Linked DNA regions of Homo sapiens: regions 1 and 2 are each linked to region 3. Evidence: chromatin contacts called from ENCODE Hi-C or POLR2A ChIA-PET data. All regions are on one chromosome and are shown on one strand. The core of a region is the stretch at or near the end of the contact, and the rest is flanking DNA. Distances in the headings are between cores, read along the strand shown.

Region 1 (3,760 bases), core at 1,080-3,579, 760 kb before region 3:
AGGGATGGGGCTACAGATTTCAAAGGGGTGTTGGTTTTCGCTTGATGAAGTCAAAGCCAGTGGAAACTATGACTATAGTAGGTCCAGCTGCACTGCTCAGACCTCGTTTCTGAAAGTGAGACAGGATGGAAAGTGGTCATAGTGAAAGGTGACCAGGTTGGGTGGGGGTGACAGAGCAATGCTGGTGCTTCATGGAAGCCAGTCCTCCTTTAGCTCATGGAGGGAGGGCACTCCGCACACCCTGCTCCAGCTGCCAGGAGGTGCCTCCAGAGTTCCTGCGCTTTGAATCAGCTTTTCTGGCCCTTCTTGCCCTTCTTCCAGCCCTGGCTTTGCAATTTACTGGCTTAATATCCTTGAGCAAGTCAGCCAACCTCTCTGGGCCTCAGTTTTCTCATCTGTAATATGGAGATAATTGTCCTTTCCTCCAATAGATTTATTATGAGGGTTAAATAAAATAAAGTGTGAGCATGCACTTCCTAAGCTACAAAGCTTATGGAAGAAATTGATGTGATCTTAATCTAATTTAAGGTTTTGGCACCAAAAATAGGTGCAAAGTTTTGTTTTTATTTTGTTTTGCCTTGTTTGTGTTTTTCTGGAAATGGTGATAAAGGGAGAGCTGGTCCTTGCACGTCAAGACTCTTCAGAGAAGGAAGGGAAATTAAACTGCCCCTCCTCTCAGCCAAGGCATCTGGGTAGAGCCTGTGGCTTTCATAGATGTTCAGATGGCAGCAGTTTCATTTTACAATTGACCTCAGAAGAGACAGAGGTTGAAGCAACAGCAGAGGGCTGAGCTTCAGAGTGGGGACAGGAGAAAGAGGCGGCTTCCCCAGGCAGACACTAGCTTAATAAGGTGACATTTGCACATTAGCAGCAGGCTGGCTAATTGATTTGTTCCTGTTACAGGAGCATCTGTCTCTGCAAAAAGGCGATGGCCACCAGCTCTGGCACAGTTGCTAGGAGAGTGTCCAGGATCTCTCAGGTCATTTTTTGCCCTAGCCAATAGGGTAAAAGCATTTTGAGAACCAGGAGAATGCCAATGAGAACTGACTGGAGTACAAGAAGGGTAAGGGCTACATGTGGAATCCCCAGGGCTGCGGAGCTCAGCAGGGAGAGGGAAGGACAAGACGGGATGAGGGGGAGGGACACCAGGTCCTGGAGCTGGATTCTAAGCATCGCTGATGTAGCCCATACAAAAGTTTTTCTCACTTTCCTCCTTTTTCCTGGAGTCTTCCTAGTGACGTGATGAGAGGCTGAAACACCCCACCCTGTCCAGGCGCAGTGGCTCATACCTGTAATCCCAGCACTTTGGGAGGCCGAGGCAGGCGGATCACTCGAGGCCAGTTCGAGACCAGCCTGGCCAACACGGTGAAACCCCGTCTCTACTAAAAATACAAAAATTAGCCTGGTGTGGTGACGCATGCCTGTAATCCCAGCTACTTGGAAGGCTGAGGCAGGAGAATCACTTGAACCCGGTAGGTGGAGGTTGCAGTGAGCTAAGATCGTGCCACTGCACTCCGGCCTGGAAATAAACAAAAAACTCACCGAGGCAGGGGCCTGGGTTTTGTAAGGGTTCAGGACAGAGTTCCCATCCACCATTATTGTGGTGAGACGTAGTAATAGAAGAGAATTCTATAATGTGAGGCCTGCTGGGAGCATGGGAGGCATCAGTGAGGACTGATGCTCTTGACCCTCCCAGAGACATTCTGAGAGCTCCTGTAGACCTCTGCCCTTTTTTACTGTGAAGGTCTGTTTGGTTGCCTCTAGAATTCCCTCATCTGGTGGCAGAAAACCCACCTATCTTCAGGGCTTGGAACTACCCTACAAAGCAGGTCTGCAGCTTGCAAGGGAGTCCCAGCTGTTCCATTGGCCAGGTTCGCTGCAGAGGTGTTCAAACCAGGCATCTTCTGCAGGCTGGACAGATGTGTTCTACTCTTAAAATAAAGTAGCTCCAGTCTTTACCCAAGTCCCAGAAGAAGAAGTAGTTAATGGAAATAATTTTCCCAATTTTAAGATTTCTCTCCTGTGATTTATTTTCCTTAAACTCTTGAGATCTGATACCTCTTGTCTCTATAAGAATGTAGTGGGTAATTTTATCTGTTTTAGCGTAAACTATTTATTCTGGGTTGAGGGAATCTCTGTTTCTATGTTATTCCACATTGTTCTACTCAGGACCAGGCTCCAGCAATTACCTTTCTCTTCTGCGTCATCAATTTTTCACTCGTTGGATTACTCCTATCAATGTGCAAACATACTGTTGTTTCTCTCATCTTAGAAAAACCACTTCCTTCATCAGCTATTTCCTGATTTCTTTGTTCTCCTTTGTGACAAACTCTTCAAAAGAGTCATTTCTATTCACTGTCTCAGTTCTCCTCCTCCCATCCCTTCTTACACCAACTTTGATCAAACTTTTCTCCCCACGCTTTTGTTAAGGTTATCAATGCCCTCCACATTGCTAAACCCAATGACCAATTGTTCTTGTCATGCTTGATGTGGTAGCCAGCTTCCAAGATGACCCCACCTCCTGGGATGTTCACCTTTGTGCGGTCCCCTCCCACACTGTACCAGGGTTGGTCTGTGTAACCAAGAACATTCAGAGGTGATGGCATGACACTACCACAGTTAGGTACAAAAGACTGTGGCTTCCGTCTGGGGTGCTCTCCTGCAGTCTGTCTCCCTCTTGGGCCACTTGCTGTGGGGGAAGCCAGATGCTATGTCATGAGGCCACTCAGATGGCCTACATGGCCAGGAAATAGGGTGCCAAGAACTGCAAGAGTGAGTTTGGAATGGGATTCTCCAGCCCCAGTTGACCCTAGAGATGACTGCGGCCACAGCTAACAACTTAATTTCAACCCGCAAGAGATCATGAGTCAGGACTAGCCACCTTAGCAACTCCTAGATTCCTAAGTCTTGGAAACTTTGTGAGATAATACATTTTTGTTGTTTTAAGCTGCTAAGTTTTTGAGTGATTTGTTACACAATGATAGATAGCAAATACACTTGACTCATCACATTATTTGACATAATTGATCACTCTTGCCCCCTTGAAACACTTTCTTCATCTGGCTTCCACGACATCACACTCTCCTGGTTTTCCTTCGACCTCATGGATCACTTCTCAACTTCCTTTGCTGGCTTTTCTTCTTCTGCCTCGATTCTTTAAGCTGGAGGCCCTCATGCCGCTCTTAACCCCAGCTGCTCTTCAAACGCACAAACCCAGGAGGAGGTTCTTGGTACCTGCTTGTTGAAAGTTCCAAATATTTTTTCCAAATACTTGAAATGTAATGGTTTTTAAAGTCTTGAGTCCAAATGAGTACTCACTGCCCCCATCAGAAAAGATGGTGACCTCATCCAGTCATGTGATTTGAATTACCATATATGTTGTCAACTCCAAAATTTATAACTCAGCTCAGACCTTTCTCCCAAATTTCTGACTCATATAACCAGGTGCCTCCATGACTTCTCTACTTGGATATATAACATACAACTCAAATTCAACATGCCCAAGTGTGAACTCCTAACTTTTCCCACCCAAGCCTGCTTCACAATCTCCTTCTGAATTGACGGCAGCTCTGTCCTTCTGGTTGCTCAAGCTGTCCTTGACTCCTATACTTCTCATTCCCCATATCCAATCATCAGTGAATGCTATTAAATCTACCTACAAGATATATAAAAAGATCGAGTCACTTCTCACCATCCACTGCTACCATCCTGGTACAAGCCACCATCATCTCTCATCTGGACACAGCAACAACCTTCTAAC
Region 2 (3,621 bases), core at 638-3,137, 870 kb before region 3:
TGCGATGGCCAGAGAAATCAGAAAAAGACTTCGGAGAGGATTAAATGCAAGAGAATGAAGGGACCTGGCCAAAATGAGGAAATGACCATGAAACCACTTTGAAACTTGCAAAAGACATCTTCCTTCCTGCCTTCCCTCCTGTACCAGCTCACTGCTCACTAGAGGCCTCATTTCATAAACTTTACTGGCAATCTCCTCAAACACCCCTTCACTCCTCGTTCCCTCTGAGCCCATTAATGAGGACCTGTGTTGCTCCAACTCTCTTTCTAGTCTAGCAGTTTCAAGACAATCATTAGGGAAATGATAAAAATAGGTTCACTTATTGATTTATCTCCTTTACCCAATGCTCCTTCCTTTGAATGGTTGACTTGTTTCCTTAGCAACATGGCTAATTTGAGCAGCACGACGTGGCCTGCACACCTGCCATTTGTTCATTTCCTTCTTGAAGCACAGAAAGCTGGGGCAAGGGTGGTGATGCTGGTTCTGCTGTCACCGGAGCCCTGGGGGCCTGGCCTGGAGCTGAGCTCTTCATCTGCCTGAGCCTGAAAAGCCTCCTCATCATCACCTCTCAGGTACAGATCTGTAGGTACATGCTTGGGAAGGACTTAGGCCTCAGGCAGTAAATATTGGGTGTCCCCAGGCAAACATGCATCTCTATCACCACCAGGGGGCTCATCCTGAAGACCTCTGTACTTAGCTGTCTCCTCCCAGAGCCTATGACATCCGAACACTAAGAAGGCCATGCTCTGACAGGCAGGCAGATAGAATGCTGTGCACTCTCCCAACTTCAGCCTAATGCAGAATATGCTTTTGTGGGGAGCAGTCGGTGGGCACTCAGGCACTTCCTGGAAACTCCTGGGGGGGTATAGAAGAGTCCACAGTCTGAGGGGAGGCATTCCTCAGCCTCCTTTACCCATTTCCACCCCTCACCCCAGACCCTACAGGAAGACCTGTCTCCTTTTCTCCCTTCAGTCTCATGTTTTTGGATGTCTAAATCCAAGAGATGTAACAGCCTCAGAGGATGGCATGGACACCTTCATGCATGTCTTTCCACCTCTTCTTCATGTGCACATAAATATCATCCTAATAAGTGGACTTTGACTCAAAGACAGTAACAGAGAAAGAGCCTTAACTAGTCTGTGATTCCCTATTAGCATGACACCAAATAGACATTTTACATATGAACAGGAATGAAATACAGCTATCCAAGCCTTCCGTGTAACTTCAGAATCTTCTTCAAGACCTGGAATGCAATGGAAAAAATGTAGCTTGGTAAAGGAAACCAGAGCCAGGCCTCCGACTGCAAAAGCTGTCCCAACACAGTACTCAAGAGTCAATGAAGGGTTATGACCATCCATTCCCACAGAACCAAACAAGAAATACAAAAGGACTGAAGCCTAAAATGATACCGGAATCTGAACTCCCTCTGAAAACTGTAAAGTGTTGCACAAATACAGTTACTTTCAGTATCCTACTAACTCAATCTTTCAGCATCTACTGTGGCTCAATACTTTGGGGAAAGCATCTGTTGGTGGTTACAGCCTCCAGCCCTCAGGAGTGGGCTGGCTGGCTGTAGCCATGGACTGACACAGAGGAGACCAACTCCAATAAAGGATTTAAAAGAAAATTATGGTAATGGGCCTCCAGGAAAAGAGCAAAGACATTTGGCCCAGAACCTCCTGAGAATATGGAAAGCGCATCCAAACACCAGTCCCCAGAGGAGGATTTATGAAGCTGATGGCTCTGATGCAATCTCTCCCAGTGATTAGAAGGGATATTAATCACACCCCAGGCCAGGGCTAAGAACAGGAGGGGTTGAACCATCACAGAAGTCTGGCTCCAGTTCCCACAGACCCTGATGGAAATGCAGTGAGATCATGCTGGTGAGATCATATGACCCTCGTCTGAGCCGACTGAGAAAGATACATCTGTCCTGGAGGGACGAGTAATGCCGAAGACATAAGACCTTGTGCCTAAAACCCAGACATAGCAATAGTTATGACCATCACTTCAACAGTGTGTCTGCATCCCTCATGGTCTTCCTCACCTTCCTAGAAGCAGACATTCTTACAGAAATCTCTGCTTCCTAACCTGTCTACACAAAAGGAAAATTCAAACCAGCCCTGTTCAAACAGGCCTGGCCTGGCCAGGCACAGTGGCTCACGCCTGCAATCCCAGCACTTTGGGAGGCCGAGGCGAGTGAATCACTTGAGGTCAAGAGTTCAAGACCAGCCTGGCCAACATGGTGAAACACTGTCTCTGCAATTAATACAAAAATTAGCCAGACATGGTGGTGGGCACCTGTAATCCCAGCTACTTAGGAGGCTGAGGCAGGAGAATAGCTTGAACCCAGGAGATGGAGGTTGTGGTGAGCCGAGATCATACCACTGCACTCCAGCCTGGGGGACAGGGTGAGACTCTGTCTCAAAAAACAAAACAAAACAAAAAAAGAACAAGCAAGCAAAAACAGCCCTGGCCAGTCCAGCTCCCTTCCTGGAGGGATGTTTCACATTTTCTCCAGATCATGGCATAAAGTAGAAGTCAGTATGAGGTAAAAAGATGGAGAGCCAAGAGGGCTTTCTAATGCCTCTCAGCAAGCCGCTCCACCCTGCCCAGGTGAGAGGGCCCAGGTTAAGAGATAAGCTATGGTGCAAGGAGTCTTGGCCCAGGGCTCCTTCTGGACTTCTTTGCACTCACTCCTATGGCTGCCCTGGCAGGACATGGCAGCCCAAAAGAGACCAGCCCAGAAAAGGGAATAAACAGACAGAACTATTCCTGGAGATTCTGAGGAGCTATAGATGAACTTTTCAATTCTCTGAAAATAAATGTTAACCTTCCAAATTTATCAATATATGGACTATCTTCCTATTTGGGTAGTCCATACTTTTAGGTTTCCTGGGTCTGTTCTGGGCTGATCAACAGAAGGTGAACCACACATCACCTCCAAAGGGCAAGAGGGCTAAACCCCTGTGTTTCTCCATGTGACAGTTAGCAGTGTACAACTCTGGCTGCAAACCTGGAAGTCCACCCTGCATACCCCTCCCATCCCCTCTCTAACCACGGCAGGAGACATGCACTGTCAACAAGCAGAAAAACATGAAAGAAGGCTCTGCCTACTCCATACTGTCCCATGTCATCATCTCATTGCTTTCCTTGTGCAATTTTTCTCACCACCCAACCTCATCTTAAAAAAAAAGACTAAAAAACCAAACCCCTTTTCTTTTTTTAAAACAAAACAAAACAAAAATGTATCATGTGACTTCCAGCCTTAACATCAGTTTTTTAACTTTGGTTTCCATGGTGGTGGGATGCAACCTGCCATCGCCATGACAACAGCTGCCTCTGTTCAAATTCACCATCTGACAGGCAGTCCTGAACAGACACACACCTCTCTCCTTCTTAATCCCTCTCTCTCTCTCTCTTCCCCACTCCTGCTGTCAAGAAGATGGAAATGCCATCACACCTACTCCTAAAAACCTAATGAATGAAAGACAAATAAAGCAATATTGAGAACATAACAAAGAGGCAGAGAACTCCCCAAAAGGCCTTTTGTTTGCCAATACAATCCTGCTGCTCTCTCATGGAGGTCAGTGGACTCAGTTACTCAAAGCAAAAGATCCT
Region 3 (3,582 bases), core at 925-3,424:
CAGGAATTTTGCCCCTCTGTGACCAACCTACAGTAAACATTTAGGAACAGTATCCAAGTGGACTATGTGAATGAGGAGTCCCAGAATCAATGTGGTTCTCCAGCCACAAAACTGACATTACAAATTAAGAGGGTTGCATTTTCAAACTAAATCGTATGCTTCTCCTTCCAGCCCCAGATATTGCAAATTAATACAATTCCATGAAATAGTTAAGTGTCGAAATACCTAAAATGAATCATGGCATACATCCAGCCACTATTACTTCTGCCCAAAGCATTCCATGCTACATAACAAATATAAGATGTGCTTCAGCATGCTCCTATCCTGTGCCTCTGTGAAGAACTGGCAGTGGTGCTGAAAATTACTACTAGAAAGATGAAAGACCAATACCCTTCTTTCAATAAAAACCATCACTTGGATTCTAGCCAAGGTTTTAAAACTAAATGTTATTAGAAACAATAAATCAACTCTGCAGGCTGAAATGTTAGTCCCTTATTTCACTCATTCTTACAAAACATGGCCACAAAATACTGTAAGAAATTGAGTGACAATAAAGCATTAATAATTATAGGCCTTTCATTTCTAGCAATAATGAAATACTCTAGGTTGCAAGTGAATTTATTTCACAATATTCAAGATTCCGTTTAACCTACCTGCATCTCTTTCCCTGTCTTCTTCAATTATTACAATGGCTATATGAATAAATACACTCACTGCTATTGCCCAAACCTCCTATCACTAAACTTATATAAAAATTAAATGGAGAACTAAAATAGTTTAATTCATAAAATCTAGCTAAGTTATGTGTGTTCATATTGATTTTATATTCTTTGTTCCTGCACACAAAACAGATGTGAATTCCTGGAGGTTACAGATAAGTCTGTCTTTCTCTATCCAGGAGCTGAATTGCCAGCTACTGAGAATAACCTATTGCAATGCTTAAAGCCTCTTAGGTATCTTGTCTTCTGAACATATAAATGGGTTCATTATCTTTATTTTTCCCTTTATTAATGTAAGGTTCCTTATTATCTATTAAATACCTTCCAGCAGTGTTAGCACAGAAATTGGGAGGGAATGGGGAGCATGATTTCTGTAATACACAGGTAAGGTATATTGTTTACAATATACTAATTTTCTCCCCAGCTAGCAAAAACTTAGCAGAAAATAAAAAAATGTTAATAATTCTCTTCTCTCCTTTCTCTTCCCTCCATTCCAAAACAAGAGGCAAAAACAAAGATGTTATTACTCTGTAGACTTCATGCAATCAGTAAAAAGAGTCTTATTATCAAAGCAGAATAGTTGATTACAACGTGTTTACAAAAACTATAACCACTACATATGTGATACACACTTAAGTCAAGTTTCAACCCCGTTACAAAGCCTTTGTCAACAGTGGGCAAGTGGGAAAAAGCCGAAGGGCTCTTTGGAATGAAGGAAATCACTGGAGGGGCTTCTCTTGGAAGACAAGGATTCCTTGGTGAGAGGTGTAGAGAGAGAAACAAGACCTAACCTTGGCGAGGGGGCGCTCGCCCAGGGTGGGGACGAGAGGTCAGGGCGAGTGGGGAGAAGGGGATTAGCGCGGAACAGCCGCGACCCGGGGCTGCCCTCGCACCGTGACTCCCCCACCTGCAGCTCACCCTCCCACCGTTCCCCGGCCCCGGCCCCGGCCCGGGCAGCGCCTTTCCTCCCGGCCCTCCGCCTGCATATCCGTTACCCCGGCGGCAGCGGGGCTGCGGGGGAGGGGAAGGACAGCGGAGCCGGGAGGCGGCCGGCCGCGGCGGGGATGCCGCAGTGGCTCCCCGCGGCAGCGGGTCAAAGTCTGCCCGGGCACAGGGAGCCAGCTGAAGCGGAAGGCGGCGGTGGACGTCAGGACTGGCGAGATGGTGGCCCCTCCGAGTCCTCCCACACCCCAGCCGTGCCGGTACCTCATACTGGATGTATTGCTTCCTCCACTCGGGAGTGATGTGCGCGGAGAGGTGCTCGGCGAACTTCATCCTGCCGTTTCCCCCTCACTCCCACTCGGGTCCAGCAGCTACAGGCGGCGGCGGCAACAGCGACTCCGACTCCTCCCCACATGGGCCCCGGCGCGGCGCGGCGCTGCGCTTCTCTCCTCCTCCGCCGCCGCCGAGGTCTCTTCAGAGCAGCCCGCCCGCCATCTTCCTCCTCCTCTCCATAGCCCCGCCCCTCCCCGCCCTCTGGACGTCATCGCCATGGTAACCGCCTACACCGCCCTGACGAAGGGGGTGCTGTAAGGGGTGGGGCTTGGGTACGCTTCTTAAGACTCCGCCCCTTGTGGGCCGTACGTGCTGGAGGCACCTCCCTGGATCTCTTCAGTCTGGCTCCTGTTGGCCTACAGCTGCTTTCTACCGCCTGTCTGGGAAGCAGCAGTGTTGTTACTGCAGTTAATATTAATACTGTAGCAACAATAATCCACACAAGACGTTTATATTTACAAAGAACTGTGCAAATATTTTTCCATTTTGATATTTATGCTTCATAAAACCTTTAAGAAATGGATCAGCACTAATCCAAACTAAGAAGCTAAAACAGTTCAGGACTAAATGTATTTAAAGGAACAGTATTTTACACACTCTAGGTGCTCAATAAGTGCTTATTGAATTTAATTAAAGACATCAATGCCAAAAAGTGCATGCTGCTTCTGAATTTCAATGTAATTGTCTAGTCCAGGGGCTATCAGAAAAGCCAATAAAAACACCAAATGAGGGTACCGACCGCACTTGTAAACTGAGCTTCCTGGGGTTGGGGGTGAGGGTTGGGAGGGAAACCAACGTTGAGAGGAAAGAGAACCCCGTAGAAGTACAGCTCTAAGCCCACCCCAGTAAAACCGGAAACAGGCCCAGCACCCAGGCTGAAGTGTCCCTGGGGAACATGGGCAGAGATCACTCACAGAGCTCTGTACTACATTGAGTGTGGGAGTGATTGTCTTGGAAGTCCCAATTCAGGACAGAAACCCAGGTCCTACCCTGGGTGGAGGAGACCTAATAATAATTTATTGAGCACTCACTGTTCCTGTACCAAGTGCTATTCTAAACCTCTTACATGTACTTTGTCCCTTGATTCTAACATTTTTTTTTTTGGTCTCGCTTTGTTGCCCAGGCTGGAGTGCAGTCACACCATCATGGTTCACTGCAGCCTTACCTCACATAGGTTTGTGAGCCATCCTCCCACCTCAGCCCCCTGAGTAGCTGGGACTACAGGCACATGCCATTATGCCAAACTAATTTTTTTGTTTATTTTTGGGAGAGATGTGGGTCTTGCTATGTTGCCCAGGCTGGTCTTGAGCTCCTGAGCTAAAACAGTCCTCCCACCTAGGCCTCCTAAAGTGCTGGAATTACAGGCATGAGCCACCTTGCTCAGCCTAACCCTCACAATTTTGATGAGATTTCAAGATTTACTAGGGAACTGCTATGCCTGGAGCAGTGCTCTGAGATATCATTCTCTGCTGTTGTCTTTTTTTCTCCATGTACTTTTTTCCCCTTTCTCTTCCCCTTAATTCATGCCAATAGGGATTCTGCAATCATTTCCCCAGGAGAGGGATGACACAAGATGGAAAATAGGCAT

What was found. A loop is a pair of places that touch in the nucleus more often than their neighbours do. ChIA-PET counts read pairs that join two places held with the same protein, here RNA polymerase II (POLR2A). Pooled maps may share reads with other maps.
Region 1: a map of naive thymus-derived CD4-positive, alpha-beta T cell shows a loop between it and region 3 (6-fold over the local background). The contact joins the enhancer-like site here to the promoter of XPR1 in region 3. A Hi-C loop is called at or near these places in 3 of 168 maps with a recorded cell type or tissue (CD4-positive, alpha-beta memory T cell, CD8-positive, alpha-beta T cell and naive thymus-derived CD4-positive, alpha-beta T cell), 1 of 37 single-sample maps with no recorded cell type and 9 of 50 pooled maps. POLR2A ChIA-PET finds 5 or more read pairs at or near these places in 1 of 52 experiments (activated CD4-positive, alpha-beta T cell).
Region 2: a loop to region 3 is called in a pooled map, with 15 times the contacts of the local background. The contact joins the enhancer-like site here to the promoter of XPR1 in region 3. A Hi-C loop is called at or near these places in 2 of 37 single-sample maps with no recorded cell type and 4 of 50 pooled maps.

The regions. Positions count from the first base shown.
Region 1 is chr1:181,395,105-181,398,864 of GRCh38, reverse strand. It overlaps a transcript of CACNA1E not described here. Among named protein-coding and RNA genes, the nearest start is that of CACNA1E, 87 kb to the left of the region's middle. RefSeq lists an enhancer at 243-352. Within about 2 kb of position 2,329, at least 2 of the 41 ENCODE cell types and tissues checked have a DNase peak (open chromatin) inside an H3K27ac peak, as active enhancers do; they include CD8-positive, alpha-beta T cell, where a contact is called at or near this core.
Region 2 is chr1:181,501,522-181,505,142 of GRCh38, reverse strand. The region is part of intron 1 of CACNA1E (calcium voltage-gated channel subunit alpha1 E); the gene reads right to left. Among named protein-coding and RNA genes, the nearest start is that of CACNA1E, 20 kb to the right of the region's middle. RefSeq lists an enhancer at 299-418. Within about 2 kb of position 1,887, at least 6 of the 41 ENCODE cell types and tissues checked have a DNase peak (open chromatin) inside an H3K27ac peak, as active enhancers do.
Region 3 is chr1:180,630,614-180,634,195 of GRCh38, reverse strand. It overlaps XPR1 (xenotropic and polytropic retrovirus receptor 1), which reads right to left and starts at 2,174. Exons shown (of 15, transcript NM_004736.4): 1 at 1,926-2,174. The coding sequence starts at 1,994. RefSeq lists enhancers at 1,309-1,809, 1,810-2,310 and a silencer at 1,435-1,814.